Linked DNA regions of Homo sapiens: region 2 is linked to region 1. Evidence: chromatin contacts called from ENCODE POLR2A ChIA-PET data. All regions are on one chromosome and are shown on one strand. The core of a region is the stretch at or near the end of the contact, and the rest is flanking DNA. Distances in the headings are between cores, read along the strand shown. Region 1 has its middle 23 kb from the start of SNORA28. Region 2 holds the start of TRMT61A (tRNA methyltransferase 61A).

Region 1 (5,730 bases), core at 2,343-4,842:
CCTCTAACTACTATATAACACGGGTACATAGCTATAAGTTGCTGTCACTTTGAGACATTATCCCTTGGGGTCTCAGGTGACACCTGTAGAGGTGACTCACCACCCCATCCCCCCACATCTTCCTCTCAATGTGGTTATTACTATTTTCTATTATTATTTTCATTTTTTTTTAAACCGAGTCTCACTCTGTTGCCTAGGCTGGAGTGCAGTGGTGTGATCCCAGCTCACTGCAACCTCCGCCTCCCAGGTTCAAGCGATTCTCCTGCATCAGCCTCCCTAGTAGCTGGAATTACAGGCATGTACAACCGCTCCCAGCTAATTTTCGTTGTTGTTGTTGTATTTTTAGTAGAGATGGGGTTTCACCATGTTGGCCAGGCTAGTCTCCAACTCCTGACCTCAAGTGATCCGCCTACCTTAGCCTCCCAATGTGTTGGGATTTCAGGTGTGGCTCACACCACGCCTGGCCATTATTATTATTTTCAATCCCTCTATTGGTTCCTTCCATAAGCTTAAACATAATATTTGCGATTTTATTACTGGTTCTTCTATCCATAGAGGCTTCTCTTGATTCCCAACAAGGGAAGATGAAGATATTTGTTTCTCTAACCTTGGCTTTATAACCTCCACCTTCCAACTCCCAACTTAAGTCGTCTGTACTATTACTTTTATACTGTCAGAATTGATAGTATTTATAATCTGCTTGCAGTAGAAATAAACTGGTTTTTTGTTGTTGTTGTTGTTGTTGGGTTTTTCTTGAGACAGGGTCTCACTCTGTCACCCAGGCTGGAGTGCAGTGGTGCCATCACAGCCCACTGCAGCCTCGACCTCCTGGGCTCAAGGGATCCTCCCACCTCAGCCTCCCAAGTGGCTGGGACCACAGGTCAATGCCACCACACCTGGCTAATTTTTTAATTTTTTTGTAGAGATTGGATCTCACTATGTTGCCCAGGCTGGTCTTGAACTCCTCAACTCAAGCAATCCCCCTGCCTCAGTCTCCTAAAGAGTTGGGATTACAGGCGTGAGCCACTGCACCTGGCCCAGAATAAAGCTTTCTGTCCTTTACTTATAGGTCGATTCTAAAGGCGAAGATTGGGGCAACACTTTTCTTTTTTCTTTTTTTTTTTTTTTTTAAGATGGAGTCTCGCTCTGTCGCCCAGGCTGGAGTGCAGGTGGCACGATCTCAGCTCACTGCAAGCTCCGCCTCCCAGGTTCACGCCATTCTCTTGCCTCAGCCTCCTGAGTAGCTGGGACTACAGGCGCCCGCCACCACGCCTGGCTAATTTTTTGTATTTTTAGTAGAGACGGGGTTTCACCGTGTTAGCCAGGCGATCTCCTGACCTCGTGATCCACCTGCCTCGGCCTCCCAAAGTGCTGGGATTACGGGCGTGAGCCACCGCGCCCGGCCAACACTTTTCTTTATAAGATAATACAAAATGTCATCACTGTAGAACCAAGTTGTGCAGTGCCACATTTTTCTTTATTCAACTTTTGCTTTTTTCCCTAGAGTTGGAAGTTGCCTTTTTTGTTTTGTTTTGTTTTGTTTTGAGACGGAGTCTCGCTCTGTCACTCAGGCTGGAGTGCAGTGGCGCGATCTCTACTCACTGCAACTTTCACCTTTGGGCTCAAGCAATTCTCCTGCCTGCCTCAACCTCCCGAGTAGCTGGGATTACAGGCACTCGCCACCACGCCTTGCTAATTTTTTGTATTTGTAGTAGAGATGGAGTTTAACCATGTTGGCCAGGCTGGTCTGGAACTCCTGACCTTGAGCGATCTGCCCGCCTTGGCTTCCCAAAGTGTAGAGATTACAGGCGTGAGCCACCAAGCCCGATGGCAAGTTGCTTTTCTTTCTGTGTTGCGTTGTCTTCCTTTACTGCATCTCAAGCCTCTTCCAGAATCTCAAGGGTGCTCTGGCATCTGTGGAATCACCTTGTTTTCAGGACGCCTCTCTCCCGCTGCTGTCGTGCCCTGCTCCAGTCCGAGCCTGCACCCACTGTCTCCCAGGTCTTCCTTCATTGCTGTCTGAGTTGAATCTTCTGTTTCCTGGATCCCATGTGTTCCCCTCTCTGCCATCGCAAATCACCAAGGAACCTCTCCAGAAAGGGTATGTGGGAGAGAAATTATTCTGAGTCCATGTGTCTTAGGTTTTGCTGTATAACAAACTACCACAAAGCACAGTGGCGAAACAACCATTTATTTCTTCCTTACATATCTGCAGCTCAACTGTGGTTCAGCGGGTCCAGGCCAGGCCTGGCTGGGCTTGACTCTGGACTGCGGATCAGCTCCCAGTCTGCTCCAACCATCTTTTGTCCCACGTGAACCAGCAGCTACCAGACTGATATCTCTCTTGGTGAAAGACACAAGCCCAGGCCCATGGCAAGCATATTTCAAGTTTCTGCTGGGTCACACACATCTGCTTCCATCTGATTAGCCAAAGCAAGTCACACGGCTCAGTCCAACAGCAACGGAGCAAGGAAGTCGGCACCTCCCACAGAGCTCAGGGGAAAGGAGTGAATATTTGCTAGGTAATAATAGAATCTTCCACAGCATGTAGTTCTAAAAATGTCTTTATTCTAGGCCTGGCACGGTGGCTCACACCTGTAATCCCAGCACTCTGGGAGGCCGAGGTGGGCAGATCATCTGAGGTCAAGAGTTCAAGACCAGCCTGGCCAACATGGTGAAACCCCGTCTCTACTAAAAATACAAAAATTAGCCGGGCATGGTGGCAGGCACCTGTAATCCCAGCTACTCGGGAGGCTGAGGCAGGAGAATCACTTGAACCCAGGAGGCAGAGGTTGCAGTGAGCTGAGATCACACCATTGCACGCCAGCCTGGGCAACAGAGCGAGACTCCATCTCAAAAAAAAAAACAAGTTTTTATTCTGCCCTAACATTTTGTTGGTAAATTAGCTAGGTATAGAATTTCAAGTTTCAGATTATTTTTATTGAGAACATTGAAGGCATTGCTCCAGGGTCCTCAAGCATCCAATGAGGCTGATAAATTTGATGTGATTGGATTTTCATTCCTTAGTAGGTTAATTTCTCTCTCTCTGAGAGCTTTTAGAATTGTCCTGCTTTTTACATTTTTCTTTGCTTTCTTTCTCAAAGTACTGTTTTATGTATGTTAAAGAATATATACAGTCGGGCTGGGCAAGGTGGCTCATGCCTGTAATCCCAGCACTTTGGGAGGCTGAGGCAGGCAGATCACCTGAGGTCAGGAAAAAAAGAAAAAAAGACTTGATTACTATGTATATAGTATTTTTTTGTATACCTACATACCCATGATAAAGTTTAATTTATAAATTAGGCACAGTAAGAGATTAACAACAATAACTAACAATGAAATAGAACAATTATAATAACCTACTGTAATAAAAGTTAAGTGAATGTGGTCTATCTCTCTCTCAAAATATCTTATTATACTTTATTCACCCTTCGTATGATCATGTGAGATGATAAAATGCCAGCATCACTACTCGTGCCCTTTGGGGCCATTATCAATGAAAACAGGAGTACTTGAACACAAGCACTGTGACACCGTGAGAGCCGATCAGAGATGGCTGCTGAGTGACTAATGGGGCAGGTAGCATAGAAAATGTGGATACGCTGGACAAAGGGATGATTCACATCCTAAGCAGGATGGAGCAAGCTAGCAAGAGATTGCATCATGCTCCTCAGAATGGTGCACAGTTTAAAACTTATGAATTGTTTACTTCTGGAATTTTCCATTTCATATTTTTGGGCCACAGTTGACCATGAGTAACTGCAACCACAGAAAATAAAGCCTTGGGTAAGGAGGGGCTGCCGTATCATACTCTGCCCCTATACGGCTCTGCCACCACCCTCTCAGCTAATGATGTCAGAAGTTATACCTTTATACATTGGGTGCCAAAAAACATAGACTTATTACTGGCTTTTTACTATTAGTCTTTTAAATCATGTATAAAAGGAAAAGTGGTGTTACAACCCAAAATGACAATAATACTAGCTTTTGTAATTGTCCATGTATTTACCTTTATAGAAGATCTTTATTTCTTCATAGGACTTTGAGTTATTGTCTAGTGTTCTTTAGTTTATTTTTTTTTAATTTTTGCTTTCTTCCTTCTGCCTATATAATGGCAAATATCCTTTAATTTCAATCTGCAGAAGTCCCTTTAGCATTTTCTGTAAGACAGATCTAGTGGTAATAAACTCTTTCTGCTTTTGTTTATCTGGGAATACCTTCATTTCTTCTTTTCTGAGGGCAGTTTTGCCAGGTATAGGATTACTTTTGTTTTGTTTTGTCTTCTTTTTTAAGAGACAGAGTCTCACTCTGTCAGCCAGGATGGAGTGTAGTGGTGTGACCATAGCTCACTGCATCCTCAAACTCCTTAGCTCAAGTGATCATCCCTGCCTCAGCCTCCTAAGAAGCTGCAACTACAGTTGTGCACCAACATGCCTGGCTAATTAAAAAAAAATTTTGGGGGGGGATGAGGTCTTGTTATGTTGCCCAGGCTGGTCTTGAACTCCTGACCTCAAGTGATTCTCCCACCTCAAGCCTCCTAAGTAGCTAGAATTACAGGAAGGAGCTAACTTGTCCAGCAGGATTCTTGATTGACAGTTTTTTCTTTTATCTCTTCAAATGTACCAACACATTGCCTTCTTGCTGCCAACGTTTCTGCTGAGAAATCTGCTGTTAATCTTACTGGAGATCCCTTATATGTAACAATTTGTTTCTCTCTCCCTGCTTTCAAGATTCTCTCTTGGCTCACACCTGTGGCTGGGTGCAGTGGCTCACACCTGCAATCCCCATACTTTGGGAGGCCAAGGCAGGAGGATTGCTTGAGTCCAGGAGTTTGGGACCAGCCTGGGCAACATAACAAGATCCTATCTCTATAAGATTAATTAGTTAGTTAATTAATCTATAAGATTAATTAGTTAGTTAATCTATAAGATTAGTTAGTTAATCTATAAGATTAATTAGTTAATTAATTAATTACTTAAAAATTAAAGATTCTCTCTGTTATCTGTGGTTTGGGCAGTTTGATTACAGTGTGTCTCTGTGAGGGCCTCTTTAAATTCATCCTACTTGGAGTTCACTGAGCTTCTTGGATGTTTAGATTCATGTATTTCACCAAATTTGAGATGTTTTCAGCCATTATTTCTTCAAATAATCTCTTATTATTTATCGATTAAAAACAATAATAATCTCATTTTCTTTTTTCTTTTGAGATGGAGTCTTGCTCTGTTGCCCAGGCTGGAGTACAGTGGCACAATCTCAGCTCACTGCAATCTCTGCCTCCTGGGTTCAAGTGATTCTCCTGCCTCAGCCTCCCAAGCAGCTGGGATTACAGACACCTGCCACCACTCCTAGCTAATTTTTGTAGTTTTAGTAGAGACAGGGTCTTACCATGTTGGCCAGGCTGGTCTTGAAGTCCTGACCTCAAGTGATCTGCCCACCTCAGCCTACCAAAATGCTGGGATGACAGTTGTGAGCCACTGCACCCAGCCAATAATTTAATTTTCTCTTTCCCTCTCTCTGTTCTATTTCTGGCACCCTGACAGTGTGCATTCTTCTACTTGATGGTGTCCCACAGGTTTCTTGGACCCTGTTTACTCTTCTTCAGTCCTCTTTCTTTCTGTTCCTCAGACTTAATCATTTCAGTTTTCTTATCTTCAAGTTTGTTGATTCCTTCTTCGGCCTGTTCAAATCTGCTTCTGAATCCCTCCATGAATTTTTCATTTCAGTTATTGT
Region 2 (5,782 bases), core at 3,042-5,541, 170 kb after region 1:
TTCCCCTTTCCTGAAGGGGGCAGCCCCTCCCCCCAACACCTGTGGTTATTTCTCGTCAGGTGGGATGAGACTGAGAAAAGAAATAAGACACAGAGACAAAGTATAGCGAAAGAACAGTGGGCCCAGGGAACTGGTGCCAGCATATGGAGGACCCGCGCCGGCACTGGTCTCTGAGTTCCTTCAGTATTTATTGATCACTATTTCTACTATTTCAGTGAGGGGGATGTGGCAGGACTTTAGGGTAATGGTGGGGAGAGGGTCAGCAGGAAAACATGTGAGCAAAGGTCTCTGTGTCATAAATAAGTTTAAGGAAAGGTGCTGTGCCTGGATGTGCACGTAGGCCAGATTTATGTCTGACTTTACACAAACATCTCAGTGCAGTAAAGAGCGGTATTGCCGCCAGCATGTCTCACCTCCAGCCATAAGGCAGTTTTCTCGTATCTCAGTAAATAGAATGTACAATCGGGTTTTACACCGAGACATTCCATTCCCAGGGAGGAGCAGGAGATAGATGCTTTCCTCCTATCTCAACTGCAAAGAGGCCTTCCTCTTTCACTAATCCTCCTCAGCACAGACCCTTTACGGGTGTTGGGCTGGGGGATGGTCAGGTTTTTCCCTTGTCACGAGGCCATATCTCAGGCTGTCTCAGTCGGGGGAAACCTTGGACAACACCCAGGCTTTCTTGGGCAGAGGTCCCTGCGGCCTTCCGCAGTGCATCGTGTCCCTGGGTACTCAAGACTGGAGAATGGCGATGGCTTTCACCAAGCACACTGCCTGCAAACACATTTTAACACAGCACGTCCTGCACAGCCCTAAACCCATTAAACCTTGAGTCAACACAGCACATGTTTCTGCGAGCACAGGGTTGGGGCTAGGGTTACAGATTAACAGCATCTCAAGGCAGAAGAATTTTTCTTAGTACAGAACAAAATGGAGTTTCTTATGTCCACTTCTTTCTACATAGACACAGTAGCAGTCTGATCTCTTTCTTTCCCCTACACTTTCCCTCCACAGGCAAGGTCAGAACTGCAGATATGAGATCCAGAGGGCAGGGCTGCCTATGGCAAGCAGTGAGCCTGGCACTGGGGCGGCTCCGGCCTGGCGCCGCTGGTAACCCTCAGCTTTCTGAGGTGGGTGTTTTTGTCCCCAGTGTGCAGACAGAAGATCATTTTATTTTTGTTTTTATTCTGTTGAGACAGGGATCTTGCTGTGTTGGCCAGGCTGGTCTCAACGTGCAGATAGATCAGAAGTTGGGTGACAGAGGTGTCCAGTCATGGGCCCAGCAATCCTTCCACCCTCCCAGAGCGCCGGCCCTGTGCGAGCCTGCCTGGGGCAAAATGACAGTGTACGGGGGCCAGGCAGCTGTGACGGGGACAGCAGCAGCAGATAACAGTGGGGAGGTGGCCCTCAAGGCCTTCAGACCTAAATGTCAGGGTGAGACCCCCCAGGCAGGGGCTGATTGGGAGCCTTAGTGTCCCCCAGAGCAGGTGCACAAGGAGAGGGGCTTGGAAGGTGCCAGCCTCCCCTCCAGCTGACCTCCCCTGTCCACAGCCCCTGCTCTCCCTGGGGCCCACAGGGGCTGCTTTGGCAGCATCCAGGCAGGAGGCTGCATGACGTTACCAGGCCAGTGTTTGGTCCAGGTTCCTCAGAAATCACACCTGGTTACACGTGAACCACTGGGCCTGGAGGGGGCTTCAAAGGAGGCCCAGGTCTTTTATCCACAGAACATGACCCGGCTCAGCAGGTCAGGCACAGGGCAGACTCCAGGCAGGGCACTGGACTCTATCCTTGTAGTCTGCTCCTCTGCAGAGTGCAGCCAGAGGCAGCATTGCTTCCTCCCAGTGCCCTGCCCCTGAGTTCTGCAGAGCCCGAAGAGGAAGCGGGCTGAGGTCAGGAGAGGGACAGGGGCTGACTGGGGATCACAGAGCACAGTGGGGTAGGAGGCTGTGCTGCTTAGAGGGGAGGGACTGCAGTCACGTGGTCCCTGCCAGGGATTTGGGCACAGCAGCCTCCCCAGTGGGCATCCTTCCTGCCTGTTCCCACCTTTCTTCAAATCAGCCATTGGTTCTCTGAAGCCGGTTTACTGGCTTTAATTCTTAATTAAGAGATAGGGTCTTGCTATGTTGTCCAGGCAGAACTCCAACTCCTGGCCTCAAGCAGTCCTCCCTCTTCAGCCTCCTCAGTGCTGAGCTTTGGGGGTTTATTGGCTTTAAATCCTAATCCCACTTTGACCTCACTGGCTGTGACTTCAGGCAAGTTATTTAACATCTCTGAGTTTCAGTTTCCCCATCTGTAAAGTGTTCCCTCCCTCCTAGGATCCTGGGGAGAAGTCAATGAGATGGCACAGCTGGGCATATACAGCATCAGCTCTTGTTAGGGGAGCCCCAATACAAACTCTGCACAGGGAATCATCAGCTGAGGTAGGGGGGATTGGTTCTGCTTGAGGACTCAGGCTGGGGACTGGGGCAGGCTCAGATGGAGCAGGTGGGCAGGGCTGAGGAGGCTGCCTGGAGGAAGGGGCACTGGAGGAGTTGACCAGCCAGTAATAGACAGAGAGGCAAGAGGGAAGTCGGAACCAAGGGAAACCACCGCCGAGTCACCAAGTCCTACCTTAGGCCCTTATAGGCACCCGGCCCTGACTCCACACCAACCACAGCTGAGAGGCTGGGGAAGAGAAACCCAAGAGAAGTGGAAAGTCAGAATCCCCCAGGGGAGAAATTAGGGGGTGACTCAGGCGGGTGCATCATCAAGGGAGAGAAGCATCCGCTGGAACACAGGTTCGGGAGCTGTGGAGGGGGCTGTTTCAACGTTGAGAGCAGAAGGCAGGGAGGCTGTAAGGCAGAAGTAGAGGCAGCTGGTGGCCAGCGTGGTGGCCCCACAGGGACAGGAGCCCACAGAGAGTGGGAGGCCATGGAAGGCCTCTCACCAGCTTACTCCTGGGGGCTCTCAGCCGCAGCTAGGGCAGGGACACAGAGGGGCTGAGGTTGGACCCCTAGGTTTCCATGATGGACCCTGAGAAGCCAATGCAAGGGCCACAAACAGCCTGGCCTGGCCTGCCCCAGAGGCGAGAGAGTTGAGAGTGCTCTACAGGCTGCCAGGGCTCCAGAGGGGAGCTCGCTCTGCAGGAGCCTGGCCACCTCATCTTACCAGGCTGGAGTGGCTGAGTGACTGGGGAGGGTGCCCTAGGGTCATTGCTAACTGGCTTGGGTTCGGGCGCAGGCTAAACCCTAGGCTGGGTAGGGGGGTCTCTGTTCCTCTCCAAGCTCTGGTCCTGAGAGCTAAGAGCTGGAGGAAGAAAATCCGTGTCCCCTGCCCCCGCTCCCCTGCACACACACTCCACAGAGGAGCCAGCTGGGAATGGTGTTGCTGAGACAGAACGCCACTCCCGCTTCCCTGTTCTGCCCATCCTCCAGCAGCACCTCCTCCAGTCTCCTGCCCAGGCTGCTCACCAGACCCAAAAGTGGGCCCAAGTCATCCAGTTCTCATTATGCCTTGGTTCGCAGGAGGGGACACAGGACCCCTACTCCCTCCTAGAAGCAGCTCTGCACTCAGGACAACGTGCCCCCGTCGGGGGAGGCAGGGCCTGGGCGGAAGGCCACTTCTGCAGACTTTTCCAGGCCCCCATCTGCTGCACAGAGCTCTGGCTGACCCTAGCCCAAGCCTTTTAGAACCGCCCCTTGACCTGCGATTCCTTTTCTGGAATTCATTTTAGGGCCCAGTCAGGGGTGTTCCCAGAGCAGTCTGCAATAACAAAATGTCTATGGCGAAGTGTCCTCATAGAGGACTGGGCAGTGAGCCACGGGCCAGCCCTCTGGTGAACCCCCAGGGGCCGTCAAAGGGGTCCGGGACAGCAGTGACAGCCAGGCCTTGGCTCCTGCCGCCCTTCAAATGTGCCTGGGTGCGACGGCAACCCGCGGCCGGCGGGGCGGGGGGACCTTTTGTTTGTTTGTTATTATTTGTAGAGATGGTGGGGGTCTCACTACGTTTCCCGGGCTGGTCTCGAACTCTTCAGCTCAGAAGAACCTCCCGCCTCGGCCTCCCAAAGCGCGGGATCACAGGCGAGAGCCACCGCGCCGGCCGGCCGCCATATGGATTTTGTCCAGTCTTTCGATCTTCCAGCGACCAGCAAATGTAAACAGAGCAGCTCACATGAGGGAAGAAGTCGCCCAGGAAACGTCCTCTGGGAGGGGCGGGAAGGGCAGCCTGGCGCTCCCAGGATCCCGTGCGCGGAGGGGGGGAGGGGGAGGCGGAGGCGGGGCGCGACGTCATCAGCGGGCGCGGAGCCGGAAGTGTTGTGGCCGCCGCCGCCGCGCGTCGCGGAGGCACGTGTGGAGCCCCGGCAGCAGGAGCGTCGCAGGTGAGACTCCGCGGGGTACAGGGTGGCAGGGCGCGGGTGAGGGTGACCCGGGCCGGGCACGGCGCGCAGGGCCTGTCCCTCCAGCCTCGCATGGGCGGCCCCCGCCGGCCCGGCCTGGCCCCTTGTTGCCTCTGCATCGGCTGGGCGGTGTTTGCGTGGACGGCCAGCTCCGCGTCCCCAGCCCCTTACTGGGGAGCCCTGAATCCTCTGTCATACCCTGCCACCTAGCCCCCGTGGGGGAGACTGGGGTGAGGAATCAAGCCTGGCTTGGAGGTGACCTCATTGACCATTTGCCTCTCCCCCGCCGGTGGACACCTCGCAAAGGCGCTTCCTCATCTCACATCTTGGGAATGGGAGTCAAGCTCCTGGAGAAGGGTGATGGGAGGGTCGGGTCCTCACTCCGGGAATCCTTGGGACCGAACTCCGCCATTGCCAAGCCTCAGTCTTTTCATCTCTGATTTAGGCTCATAGTCCCTGTCTCTTGTCCTAGACCAAGAAAGGCTTCAGAGGCCAGGCCAGAGTGCAGCGCTATTGGGCTCCCTGTCAGGCAGTGGCAGAGACTGAGGCTGAGCTAGCCACACCCCGCCCATGCCCACTGCTGGGATGTAGGCCTCGAAGCCTTCTACCTAGACCCTAGGCCCTCATCCTGCCTCCTGACTTGCTCATGCCTACACACACCCCTCCCCAGGTCCTTGGCCCTTGCCAGACATTAGCACCATGAGCTTCGTGGCATACGAGGAGCTGATCAAGGAGGGTGACACGGCCATCCTGTCACTGGGCCATGGTGCAATGGTGGCGGTGCGTGTGCAGCGTGGGGCACAGACCCAGACCCGGCATGGTGTCCTGCGGCACTCAGTTGACCTTATCGGCCGCCCCTTCGGCTCCAAGGTGACGTGCGGCCGAGGTGGCTGGGTGTATGTGCTGCACCCCACGCCCGAGCTCTGGACGCTGAACCTGCCGCACCGCACGCAGATCCTCTACTCCACAGACATCGCCCTCATCACCATGATGTTGGAGCTTCGGCCCGGCTCTGTGGTCTGTGAGTCTGGTGAGTTCCTCAGGCTGCCTCAGTTTAACGCAGAAATTGACACAAAGGTGGAGGTCAGAGCCTCCAGCCTGCCCTTCCTACAGACACATGTGGCTCCTCAGTTTCTATTTTCACATCTTTCCGGGATGCTGACAGCAGGGAGTGAAGGTGGAGGCAGAGAAGCCCGTTAGGAGGCTGGTGCTGTAACTGGAGTGAGAGGTGGTGGGAAATGGACCAGGAGGAGCTGGGGAGGACTGGTGCTCTAGTGAGGGTCCTGCTTGCCTTGGTGGGGCGTGGCCAGCTTGATGCTTGGCGCTGTCCTAGGTACTGACCGTCAACCTCTAGTCCTCCGTGCTGATGGTGAAGCAGAGAGAGTTGCCCCTTCTGGAAAGAGGCCA

What was found. ChIA-PET counts read pairs that join two places held with the same protein, here RNA polymerase II (POLR2A).
Region 2: POLR2A ChIA-PET joins it to region 1 with 15 read pairs in activated T-cell. The contact joins the promoter of TRMT61A here to the enhancer-like site in region 1. POLR2A ChIA-PET finds 5 or more read pairs at or near these places in 5 of 52 experiments (A549, AG04449, H1 and 2 more).

The regions. Positions count from the first base shown.
Region 1 is chr14:103,358,364-103,364,093 of GRCh38, forward strand. No RefSeq gene overlaps it. Among named protein-coding and RNA genes, the nearest start is that of SNORA28, 23 kb to the left of the region's middle. RefSeq lists an enhancer at 2,942-4,141. Within about 2 kb of position 3,593, at least 6 of the 41 ENCODE cell types and tissues checked have a DNase peak (open chromatin) inside an H3K27ac peak, as active enhancers do.
Region 2 is chr14:103,524,905-103,530,686 of GRCh38, forward strand. TRMT61A (tRNA methyltransferase 61A) reads left to right here and starts at 4,292. Exons shown (of 4, transcript NM_152307.3): 1 at 4,292-4,357; 2 at 5,046-5,405. The coding sequence starts at 5,075. RefSeq lists silencers at 4,219-4,268, 4,279-4,448.